Linked DNA regions of Homo sapiens: region 1 is linked to region 2. A link is an interaction called in ENCODE POLR2A ChIA-PET data of the cell type or tissue named here. Cell type or tissue: A673. All regions are shown on one strand. Links, peaks and the distances in the headings refer to the core of each region. The heading gives the core; the rest is flanking DNA.

What was found. Peaks named below come from ENCODE experiments on the same cell type or tissue, not always from the same donor. Only the 100,000 strongest peaks of a DNase experiment are listed, where the experiment ranks them.
Region 1: POLR2A ChIA-PET joins it to region 2 with 6 read pairs; 2 of 35 experiments call an interaction of 5 or more read pairs at or near these places.

Annotation. Positions count from the first base shown.
Region 1 is chr12:106,714,309-106,719,817 of GRCh38, reverse strand. RFX4 (regulatory factor X4) reads right to left here. Exons shown (of 18, transcript NM_213594.3): 11 at 4,274-4,418. All of the region lies in intron 1 of LOC100287944 (a long non-coding RNA gene), which reads left to right. Among named protein-coding and RNA genes, the nearest start is that of RIC8B, 58 kb to the left of the region's middle. In A673, for the core only: no CTCF peak of the experiment used is centred there; no DNase peak of the experiment used is centred there.
Region 2 is chr12:106,975,547-106,981,055 of GRCh38, reverse strand. It overlaps MTERF2 (mitochondrial transcription termination factor 2), which reads left to right. Exons shown (of 3, transcript NM_001033050.3): 3 at 2,285-3,779. The coding sequence starts at 2,342. The coding sequence ends at 3,499. Among named protein-coding and RNA genes, the nearest start is that of MTERF2, 8.8 kb to the left of the region's middle. In A673, for the core only: no CTCF peak of the experiment used is centred there; a DNase peak (open chromatin) is centred at 2,655; H3K27ac peaks cover 1,127 bases.

The sequences.
Region 1 (5,509 bases), core at 265-5,264, 260 kb after region 2:
GACTTTATAAAACATGCCCCAACTTACCTTTCCAAGATCATCTTCCATGCCTGTGAACATGTTAAACTGTGGCTATCCCATATTACTTGCCATTCCGCCAGCAAGCCCTGCTTTTTTCATAGCCTTAGTCTTTTTTTTTCAGGCTTTTCCCACTACTTGGTTCCTCATGTCCCAGCTGAAATGGCCCTGGTATGAAATCCCTTTAACCTTCCATGCCCCTTGCCCGCAGAACTGATCACCCCTCCTCTGCACTCACATAGCACTTTATTATCGGTTTTCTACCTTTATTATATGACTAATGGCACTGTGGCATAGTTGGGTGGGCATGTGTGTCTCCCTGCTAGTTCTTTGTCTGATATCTTCATTAGCTGGTGCATTATCTGTGACATAGTTGTTACCCAACAAATTCTTGCTTGAATTAATGGGTGAGGCATTGCTGCTCTCTTGCTCTCTGCCCAGGGTAGGGCACATGTGATAATTCAAATGTTTCTGGACCACAACTGTATCAGGCAAGCAGCCTCTCTGTGTGGCATGTAGTAGGTGCTTAATAGATACTTGTTGAGTAAGTGAACCAGTCTCTCTGCCCCTCAGTTTCCTCATTAGAGAGATAATCCTACCACTTTACAACCTGTCTTCACTTTAAGTCAGATAACTGAATCTGGAAGTGCTTTTTTTTGTTTTTTGTTTTTTGTTTTTGAGATGGAGTCTCGCCTTGTTGCCCAGGCTGGAGTGCAGTGGCGCAATCTCGGCTCACTGCAAGCTCCACCTCCCAGGTTCACGCTATTCTCCTGCCTCAGCCTCCCGAGTAGCTGGGACTACAGGTGCCCGCCACCACACCCGGCTAATTTTTTTTTTTTTTTTTTGTATCTTTAGTACAGACGGGGTTTCACTGTGTTAGCCAGGATGGTCTCAATCTCCTGACCTCGTGATCCGCCCGCCTTGGCCTCCCAAAGTGCTGGGATTACAGGCGTGCACCACCACGCCCGGCTGGAAGTGCTTTTTAATCAATGAAGTGCTCTAGAAAATAGAAACATGGCTCTGGTGATCTCTAGTTTGAAACATCTCTTTTCATCACATTTTTGTGTTTCTGTATGCAGAGATCAATAAATCAAACCACAATTCAAGATCCATACGTTTCTTTCATTTTCATTTGAGCAGTTTTTGTTCTCTCATTTTAAAGGACTGGACACTTTGCTCTATTTTACTTAGTTGACGCTTGCTACAAGAAGTAAGATTCTGAGACCAGAGGGTCATAACACTAGAATGCTCAAATGTTTGTTGACTGAATGGATGAACAACCCATGGAGGTTGGTACGATTATTATCCTCCATTTTACAAGTGAAGAAAGAGACAAACAAAGATGAGTAACTTTCCAAAGGTTGTTCTTTCACAGCTAGTGAATTGCGGAGACAAGATTCAAACACATCCTGACTCAAGTGCTTGCCTCCTAACCACTTCACTATGCTAACACTAGACTGTGTACCAAGCATGTGGCACAGATAGTCTCATTTAATCCCTTCACCTTAGTCCCATTTTACAGAAATGGAAACCAAGGTCACAGTGTACTGGAGCCAAGGTTTGAATCAAGGTCTTTTGGGCATCCAGCCCCATGCTGTGTAAGAGCTGTGTAAGAGCAAGGTTTGAACCAAGGTCTGTTGGGCATCCCAGCCCCAGGGATCCCAGCCAACAGAACTTGGACATGGGTCTGGGATGCCCAGCAGACCTTGGGCAGTTACAATTATAACTCATTCTAATCAGCTTGCTTAAGTACTAATGTGCACTTTTAAAATCTAAGGTAAGCTGAGCATTGCCGGCTGAGATCTATATCACAGAGGTGATGGTAACCCCCTAAGCAAGAGTTTGCAGATTTGTCAGCTGGCTGTGAGGAAAGAAGAGCACTGCACACAGTTGTCCCAGCCCTGCTCAAGCTGACCTTTGGTCCAACTCCCTGTGTGTCAGGGACTTCCCAGCTGTCTGGTTAGGAGGTACAGGGTTGACGCACATGTGCTGGACTGCCTTGAGGCTTGGTACCCTCTCTCAATTCCCCCTTCACAGCACTGTATTACATGACATTGTTCTCTTTGGTAAGATGCAACACATCTGTAAATACATGTTTGAGGTCTTATTTACCATTAACTGTAAGCTCCATGTTGGGAAGGGATGTGTCCATTTTATTCACTGCCCTTTGGCCAGCATCTAATACAGTACCTGACTTAGGACAGGCATTCAGTAAGGACTAGCTGGGTTGAACTGAACCACAGCATTTACTTCCCCAGAAGAAGAATGCAATCACAGCTTTAAAGGGCACCATTCTGCCCTGGACCTAAAGGAACTTGAAGAGAAAGCCACAGAAGGTTCTTTCTTGAGAGAGGCAGCAGTGACCTCCATGGTGCTCCAGCAAAGGCTCAGAGCCTGGTCCTTTAAGCAAGCAATACTGATTGTATTTTTCCTTATGAGTCTGGTTCACATTTTCGTCCCTCATGAAAGGAGCTGAGGCGGGAAGAGAACTGAGTCTAACACTGCTAGGAAGATTTGCAGAGCTAAGAACTAGGTTAACTCTGGGTTTCCACTCATCTCTTTGGTATTCCATGAATCTTGCTGGACACCTGCTCTGTGCCTGGCCCATTGGGAGTTCCTAGGGGCACAGTGATCAAAGGTACCCCCAGTGCTATTAGGGTGTGCAGGGCCATGCTTTCTGTTGACTTTCCATCAGGGGACAGGAAAAAGCAGAAGAGGAAGGATGATTGTAAGCACTTGGAAAGATCCTGGAACCTCTAAAACTCACCCATATTTCCTTTTTTTTTTTTTTTTTTTTTTGTCTCCTGTGCACATGAATACAATATGAGCAGCACTAAGGCCTGGTGATGAAGCTGGGACTAGACGTGAGACCAGACTTGGGTTCAGCTCTATTGCTTAGTGGCTGCATGACCTTGAGTTAGGTTCACCAACTCTCTAAGCCTGAGTTTTCTCATCTGTAAAGTGGGGGTGATAAGAGTGTCTTCCTCATGGGGTTGATGTGGAGATTAAATGGGACCGTGCATGTATTGGATTTGACACAGGAGCTGGCTTAGAATAGGCAGTCAATAAGCTGAATTATTATTTTAGTGATGATCTCTAAAATTCTTACCAGGGGAAAAGTGGGCTTGGGGCAGCTGTGAAGGAAGAAGTAACAGCCTGAGTGAGGTTTGGGCTAAGCCAGGAAAGAAGCCCTGGGGAAGGTCCACATGTTCAAACATTTCGGCTGTTACATTTGCTTTTGAAAAGGGCTTAATGGGAAAGAGATCTCTAATAGGACCCTCTTAGGGAACTTTGTTTAAAGGCACCTCAAGTTTAGACTGGGTAGCTGAATAGAATTCCCTCAAGACAGCAGTGCAGAAGGCATATACTAAGAAATCTGAAGGGCCTTGGGGCTTTCAGAAAGACCCCTCTTCTTGGTGGGACAGCCTCTCTGCAGCTCCCCAAGCAGTGTCACTATTGGGATCCTGGGCCTCACCCCATTGAGAACATGGGAATGCATGCTCTCAACACCTTTCCTGACCTGATGTTCTCTAATTATGGAGGTAGCCTGTAGACGCCTATGGATCCAGGGTTATTGGGCTGGGGGGATGCCCTGGGCAGTCAGCTGGGATGGGCATCTGAGGAATAGCAGGGATGTGCTAACAATGATGTTGTTCTCTGGCCTTCTCATATTGCTTTAGTACCAAGATCAAACATCCTGCCTACATGGGGTTGATATTTGGAGCAGTATACCTGCAGTCTGCATGTTGGAAGCCCTTGTTCACCGGGACATGAACATATATTCACAGAAGTAAAATACCATCCACCTGCTTCTCAGACATTTAACGTGATTGAAAGGTTCACCTACCAATAGGTGGGCTGAGTCGTGACCCTCAAATGAAAAATAGGCAGCATATCCAGCTGACCCCAGGCTGACATACACTGAGAGAGGCAATAAGCTTTTGTTCTCATATTTAATGCCACCTCCATGGAACCGGGGCTGGCATTCAGGTCACATGTGGGGCCCTTTGCATGACACTGTATGCTGCCCAATTGCACCAGAACACTCTTTACCCAGCAGTGTTGACACATGTCCTCTCAAGTCAATCAGCCCTTCCTTCTGGACTGACTCATTTAAAAGGAACAATAAGGAACAATAAGGAGGAAGAGATGCTGGGAAGAACAGGGTGGGGATGCCACTTCGGTATTTACTAAGACACTTTTTCTTTCTTTTAAAAATAAAAACAGGACAACAATCCCTGGTGGGACAGCTTACATTGGGTGATGAGTTTCCGGTGCTCATCGCGAGAGTCTTCCATGGTGTAAAGGGTTTGCTTGGTGATGCTGTTCAGGTCCACGTTCCTCCAGTCTTCCAGCATTTGGAACGTGATGTCTGCACTGTGGATCACTGTTCGAGATGCCTATAATCCAATCCAATCAACTCGTTAGCTCATGGGTTGTTAAAACCCTTTCACTGTATTTCCTTTTATGCCTTGTTAATGCATCTGCTTATGGTATTTTGCAAACTACCCTGAAATTCCGGGAAATTCAATTTCAGGAAAGCACCAGAAGACTCTGTAACTCAGAAGACGCAGACACTGTTTTCTCCTATGGTTCTTTCCACACATCTCTTTTTCTCTACAAGAAACTGCGAGGGTGGGCTAGGCCAGACCAAACCCTGCTGTTTCCAGTCCCTTTGGTCTTGACCCCATGGAACAATGGGATGAAGCCCAGAGATCTGTCAGCTTTCTGATGTAAGCCTGTGGGATGGGAGCTCTGTGCTGAATTATCCTTGTGTCTCCAGTACCTGAGAAGCTGCAGGCTGGGATTTAGAAGTGTTCTTGCTACCCCTGGGCCTAACTTAATCCCAGAAATTTCAAAGTGTGTATTTTTCATATAAATACATTCTGAAGCAGTTTATGCTCTAGTTTTCTGTTTTTGCTTTTTTAAAATGTTGCTATAATGATTAAAACATACATGAATAATTAGGTTGGAGGAAAAGGGAAACTATACCATACATCTCAGTAGTTTGTTAGTGGATGGAGGGATGTGTATAGTGTGTGAATAATTATATATATGTATTTTTTTTTCTTTAAAGCTGTGGCTTTTTCATGGAACCCTTATTAGTGAACTTAAATTTGCAAGTTGGAACAATACTTGGAACAATATCATCAAGTTGAAACAATACTGAGAAAAGCTAAGAAAAATATGTATCTAGGATCATTTCCTTTATTTGCATGTTTTCAAAATGTCTTTTAATAAAATAAAAAAAATTAAAATACACGAAGACATTGTCAAGTCTCCTAATGCATGTAAATTTCTAGGCAAAGGTAAATACTGACAAACCCTTGTTGTACCCAGACCATCCAATTACAAGTAAAATCTTAGTTAAATAATTGTAGAACTCTTTAAAGGTCACAAAGGTGTAGAATATATGAGTTAGGTGAATCTCTAATGATAATGAAAACAACTGAATGGAAAGGTCAGGTGTCCTGGATTCAAACATAACCTA
Region 2 (5,509 bases), core at 363-5,362:
TCCTTCCTGTTCAAGTTGATGGCCTTCTTAGAAAGTTTTTAAAATAATATTTTCATCTTGGCTTAACAGTATTAGGAATTATCTGAAGAAAATTCTAGTTGAACCACTAAGAGTAAAACAAGCTATGCCTACAATTATTTTAGTCTCCATAGGCGCTCACAGTGAGCTAAATCAAAATGGGAAACCAAAATGGAAAGGGTGTTACCTAACTTTCCTAACAGAATAATCATTTATTTGGATTAGTTAAGACAGGGCTGAAAGTGAAGAGTCCCCAGCATACCTGGCAAGGGCGTTTAAATTAAAGTCAGGGATGGAAATGGCTGCTTTCTTCTTTTCTTTCAGACCTGTAAAGAGTGAGGGAAGGCTGCCAACAGGCTAAATTGAGCCGTACTACACACTTTTGTGGCAAGGCTGAGACACTTACAACACTCTTAGGTACTAAAACCAGATGTATTTTCATTACCAGAGACAAAAGAAATAGTGGTGAAGGAGTTCATTATACCACTTTTGACATATTGACCATTTTGAATTAAAGGCACCTGAAAAATAGCAGGTGTAAGATCTTTCTTTCTGTTTCTTAAAAGCAGATAAAATTCCCATGTGAAAGACACCCTCCCTATACCAAAAGGAATAACATCCTTAACCTCAAGGATGAGAAATTGATACCAAAAGATTTCTGCACAGTCCTTTTTAAAATAACTTATCTTTTAGACCTCCCCATGTAATTCGGTTGCTTCTTCGCAGCTTCCTATTTTTTGTCCAACTCAGTACATAAATAACTGACTCTAACTGCTTCTTTGGGTCTTTGATTCCTTATGAGGGCTCCCATGCCATGTGAACTTGTATTAAGTAAAGTTTATGGCCAGGGGTGGGGGCCCACACCTACAATCCCAGCACTTTGGGAGGCCGAGACGGGCAGATCACGAGGTCAAGAGATCGAGACCATCCTGGCCAACATGGTGAAACCTCGTCTCTACTAAAAATATAAAAATTAGCTGAGCATGGTGGCACACACCTGTAGTCCCAGCTACTCGGGAGGCTGAGGCAGGAGAATCACTTGAACTTGGGAGGTGGAGGTTGCAGTGAGCCAAGATCGCGCCACTGCATTCCAGCCTGGCAACAGAGAGAGACTCTGTCTCAAAATAAATAAAGTTAAAAAAAAAAGTTTATGTTTTTCTCCTGTTAATGTATCTTATGTCTAATTCTCGGGTCCTGCCACGACCCTAAGAAGATGGAGGTGTTTTGCTGCCCCTATAGAGGCAAAGACTGTTAATGTGTCAGACACAGTATAGCCATCTCAAGATACCTACACATGTCAAGTGGATAGCTGATTACACTGTTCTGAAAGTACAGTCACCATTCCACAGCTGACCTGATTTCCCATGGCACCACGGGAACAGTCATGTGGCATTTTTTCATTTTACCCAGCTAGGGATTACAGGCATGTGCCACCACACCCAGCTAATTTTTGTATGTTTAGTAGAGATGGGGTTTCACCATGTTGGCCAAGCTGGTCTCGAACTCCTGACCTCAGGTGATCCGCCCACCTTAGCCTCCCAAAGTGCTGGAATTACAACTTATTCTAATTCTGGATTTATAAAAGGGAGTTTTGCTCACATAATTCTAAAAACAAAAAAATCCATTTATTAACTCATTTAAAATAAAATAATTGGCCCATTTTGGGTGATAGTTATTCAGCAAAATATTTAACGTATAAAATTAGAGATGACCCTTCCCCTCTTCCCCCTTTAAGTATCTGCTTCAGGTAAACATCAACTTAATAATGTAAAACATTTCAAAAAACCATGTTTGTGTGTGTGTGCATAATACAGGCCTCCTAAAAGAAAAGATAAACAGTTGTGGAAAAGGGAATTTGTATGAAAATAACATTTGAGGTCTGTGAACCTTTGAACTCTTTGGTCTTGCTGCTCTTCTGTAAAATGGAAGTAACTCAACAGTGTATTTACAAAGTATAAGATATCGAAGTTGTGGAGAAGTGTATTACAATTCAATTAATTATTTAGGAGGTTTTTTTTTTTTAAGAGTTTCACTCTTGTTGCCCCGTCTGGAGTGCAATGCTACAATCTCAGCTCACTGCAACCTCGGGCTTCTGGGTTCAAGCAATCCTTATTTAGGAAGATTTTTAAAAATATTCCACATGAGCAGTTTTCTTGTCTAATTTAAATCCACTTTATTTCCAGACTTCAACAGCTCAAATTTGTAAGTGTATGTGTTCTGAAAGTCAACACCCTTATACTAAAAACCTTTATTTTCTTTTTTTCAGATAGAATGAGTCCATTTAAGTCCCAGGACGGTGGAAACTAGCTAGTAGATTGCAGCCATGTTGTGGAAGCTGCTGCTGAGATCCCAGTCCTGCAGGCTGTGTTCTTTCAGAAAGATGCGATCACCTCCAAAATACAGACCTTTCTTAGCATGCTTCACCTATACAACTGATAAACAGTCGAGCAAAGAAAATACAAGAACAGTGGAAAAGCTCTATAAATGTTCAGTTGACATTAGGAAAATTCGTAGATTAAAAGGATGGGTACTTTTAGAGGATGAAACCTATGTTGAAGAAATTGCGAATATTTTACAAGAACTAGGTGCCGATGAGACTGCTGTAGCCAGTATTTTGGAACGCTGCCCGGAAGCAATTGTCTGTAGTCCAACCGCTGTTAACACCCAGAGAAAACTCTGGCAGTTGGTCTGCAAAAATGAGGAAGAGTTAATCAAGTTAATAGAGCAGTTTCCAGAATCTTTCTTTACTATTAAAGACCAAGAGAACCAGAAGCTGAATGTTCAGTTCTTTCAAGAGTTGGGACTAAAAAATGTGGTCATTAGCAGACTTTTGACAGCTGCACCTAATGTTTTTCATAATCCTGTTGAGAAGAATAAGCAAATGGTAAGAATTCTCCAAGAGAGTTATCTAGATGTAGGTGGCTCTGAGGCCAACATGAAAGTTTGGCTACTAAAATTGTTAAGCCAAAACCCATTTATTTTGTTAAATTCTCCCACAGCTATAAAGGAAACACTAGAATTTCTCCAGGAGCAAGGTTTCACCAGCTTTGAAATTCTCCAGCTTCTATCCAAACTCAAAGGATTTCTTTTTCAACTTTGCCCAAGAAGTATACAGAATAGTATTTCCTTCTCTAAAAATGCTTTTAAATGCACAGATCATGACCTGAAGCAATTAGTTTTGAAATGTCCTGCCCTTTTATATTATTCTGTTCCAGTTTTAGAAGAGAGAATGCAAGGATTATTGAGAGAAGGAATTTCCATAGCTCAGATAAGAGAGACGCCAATGGTTCTTGAATTAACACCACAGATAGTACAGTACAGGATAAGGAAACTGAATTCCTCAGGCTACAGAATAAAGGATGGACATCTAGCAAATCTAAATGGATCAAAAAAAGAGTTTGAAGCTAATTTTGGCAAAATTCAGGCCAAAAAAGTAAGGCCATTATTTAACCCTGTGGCACCATTAAATGTTGAAGAATGACATACTGACTGTTGTTGCTTCTTTCTAGCAGTGCAGGGTGAAACTAACTAGCAAAGACAAAAATTCAGGCAGTTTGTAGACACCAGTAATTTTAAGAACCTGCTTAGCTTCTGTGTTGTATTTAAGTTATCTCTAAATAGATAAATTCTGACTCATGTGCCATATTATAAAATATAAATCATATTTATTTTAATAAGGTTGGTAACTTTTACCTTGAACCATTATTTCAAAAACTCATATACTATTAAATGGCATATCAGTGTGATACTTTATAAGTGAATCACTTCTAAGAAATGGACAAGTGCTTCCTTAATTCAAGGTATGGATACATTTATATTCATACACCACATTTCATGTTAGGAAGCAAATCCAGTCTTTCTCACTACTAGCCATGAAACATCACTCTACTGTGGTCTGAATTCTGTAGCTTAGTGTTATGTGAACTATTAGCAAACTTCTATACCTTTTTTTTTTTTTTTTGGAGAAAATTTCATCTTGTGTTTGGAATAAATTACTGTCTTTGAGAATCAAGTATTACTCATCCAAAAAGAAGAGTTGGAGCCTACTTGTGTGGTCAGTTTGCTTAGAATTGACCATTATTATAACTCTTATAAAACACCATGTGCATTCATTACTTTCCTCATTTTACACATGAGGAAACTGAAGCTGAGAGGCCACTCAGCTGCCAAATGGCAGAGTCTGGGTTTATTAACTGGGCTCTGACTTCTGTTTAAACCTTGTGAACTGGAAGGATTACTTATGAATTGGCATAAGAGAAGTCACCCCTACCTGACAGGCCAAAAGGAATAAGTACTAACAACAAATTCGGGGACATTTATGAAAACCTCTCTATAAAGTGTTCTAATTCAAAATTATCTAATTTATATACATTTGAAATAAATGGAGCTTTTTAGAAAACTTTCTGAAGATCCAGGTCTGCCTGTAAGGGAAAGTGGGTGATGGTTAGTACTAATTTTAGGGGTGGTGTTTCAAGTTTCCATTTCTGAACCTTGTTCCAAGATAAACATACCCAGATAAAGAACTGACTCACTTTCAGCTGTGAAGTCTGAACTTTGTAACAAATGCACAGCCAAACAATTGACTGACAACATCTGTGCACTATTTGTACATGGCTTAAGTATAATGAAAAAATTATGGAAAATGCAGGCAGTATCCTCACTCTTCACTCCTTCAGCAAATGCAAGTAACCCTTACTATCCAAATCTGTTCACTTCCTATAGGGAGCTCTGTATATAAGTGCTTTACGATTCTAAAGTACCATTGTTCACTCTTCTATGGATGAGGAGACTCAGGGTAAGTCACTTACCCAAGGTCATGCAGGAAGGTTTGTTCAAGAAGAATAGCAGCCAGTACAGTTGGAGCAGGGTTGAGTGATTGGGAGAGTGGCACAAGAGGAAAGAGGCAGCACAGGTCCATCTAAGGAGCAGAATCTCATTTGAAGTGTGATAGGAAACGCTTGGAGTTTTCAGTTTATGCTTCTTGTCCTGACAAAGTATCAGGGGCGCTCTTGCTCTTTCACTCTGAAGTGTCTCAGTTGGGAAGACATTATATGTGATATGGTTACCTTGGTAGTTAGATGTCAATTTTGAGATGCCTACTAGACATCCTAGCAGGGATGTCAAACAGGCAAATGGCTAAGTCTGGAGTTGAGTTTCAGTCAGAACTGAAAATACATATTTGGGGATCATCTGCATATCTATGATATTTAAAGCCATGGCTCTAGATTAGACTGCCTGGGGGAAAAAAAGTGCAGATTTGGAGTAGGGTGGTTGGCCAAGCCTGGAAAAAGACTGGTCAAAGCAAGAAGTTGGTCCCAGGAAGAAACAAGGACATGGCCAATAATAATGAAGCCACTGAGGGGGTCGACTAAGACACAGAGAAGTGACTAATGGGTTTAGCAAAAAGGAAATAATTGGCTCACACTATAGAGTGATTCTGGGCCAGGCACTGTGGCTCACGCCTGAAATCCCAACACTTTGGGAAGCCAAG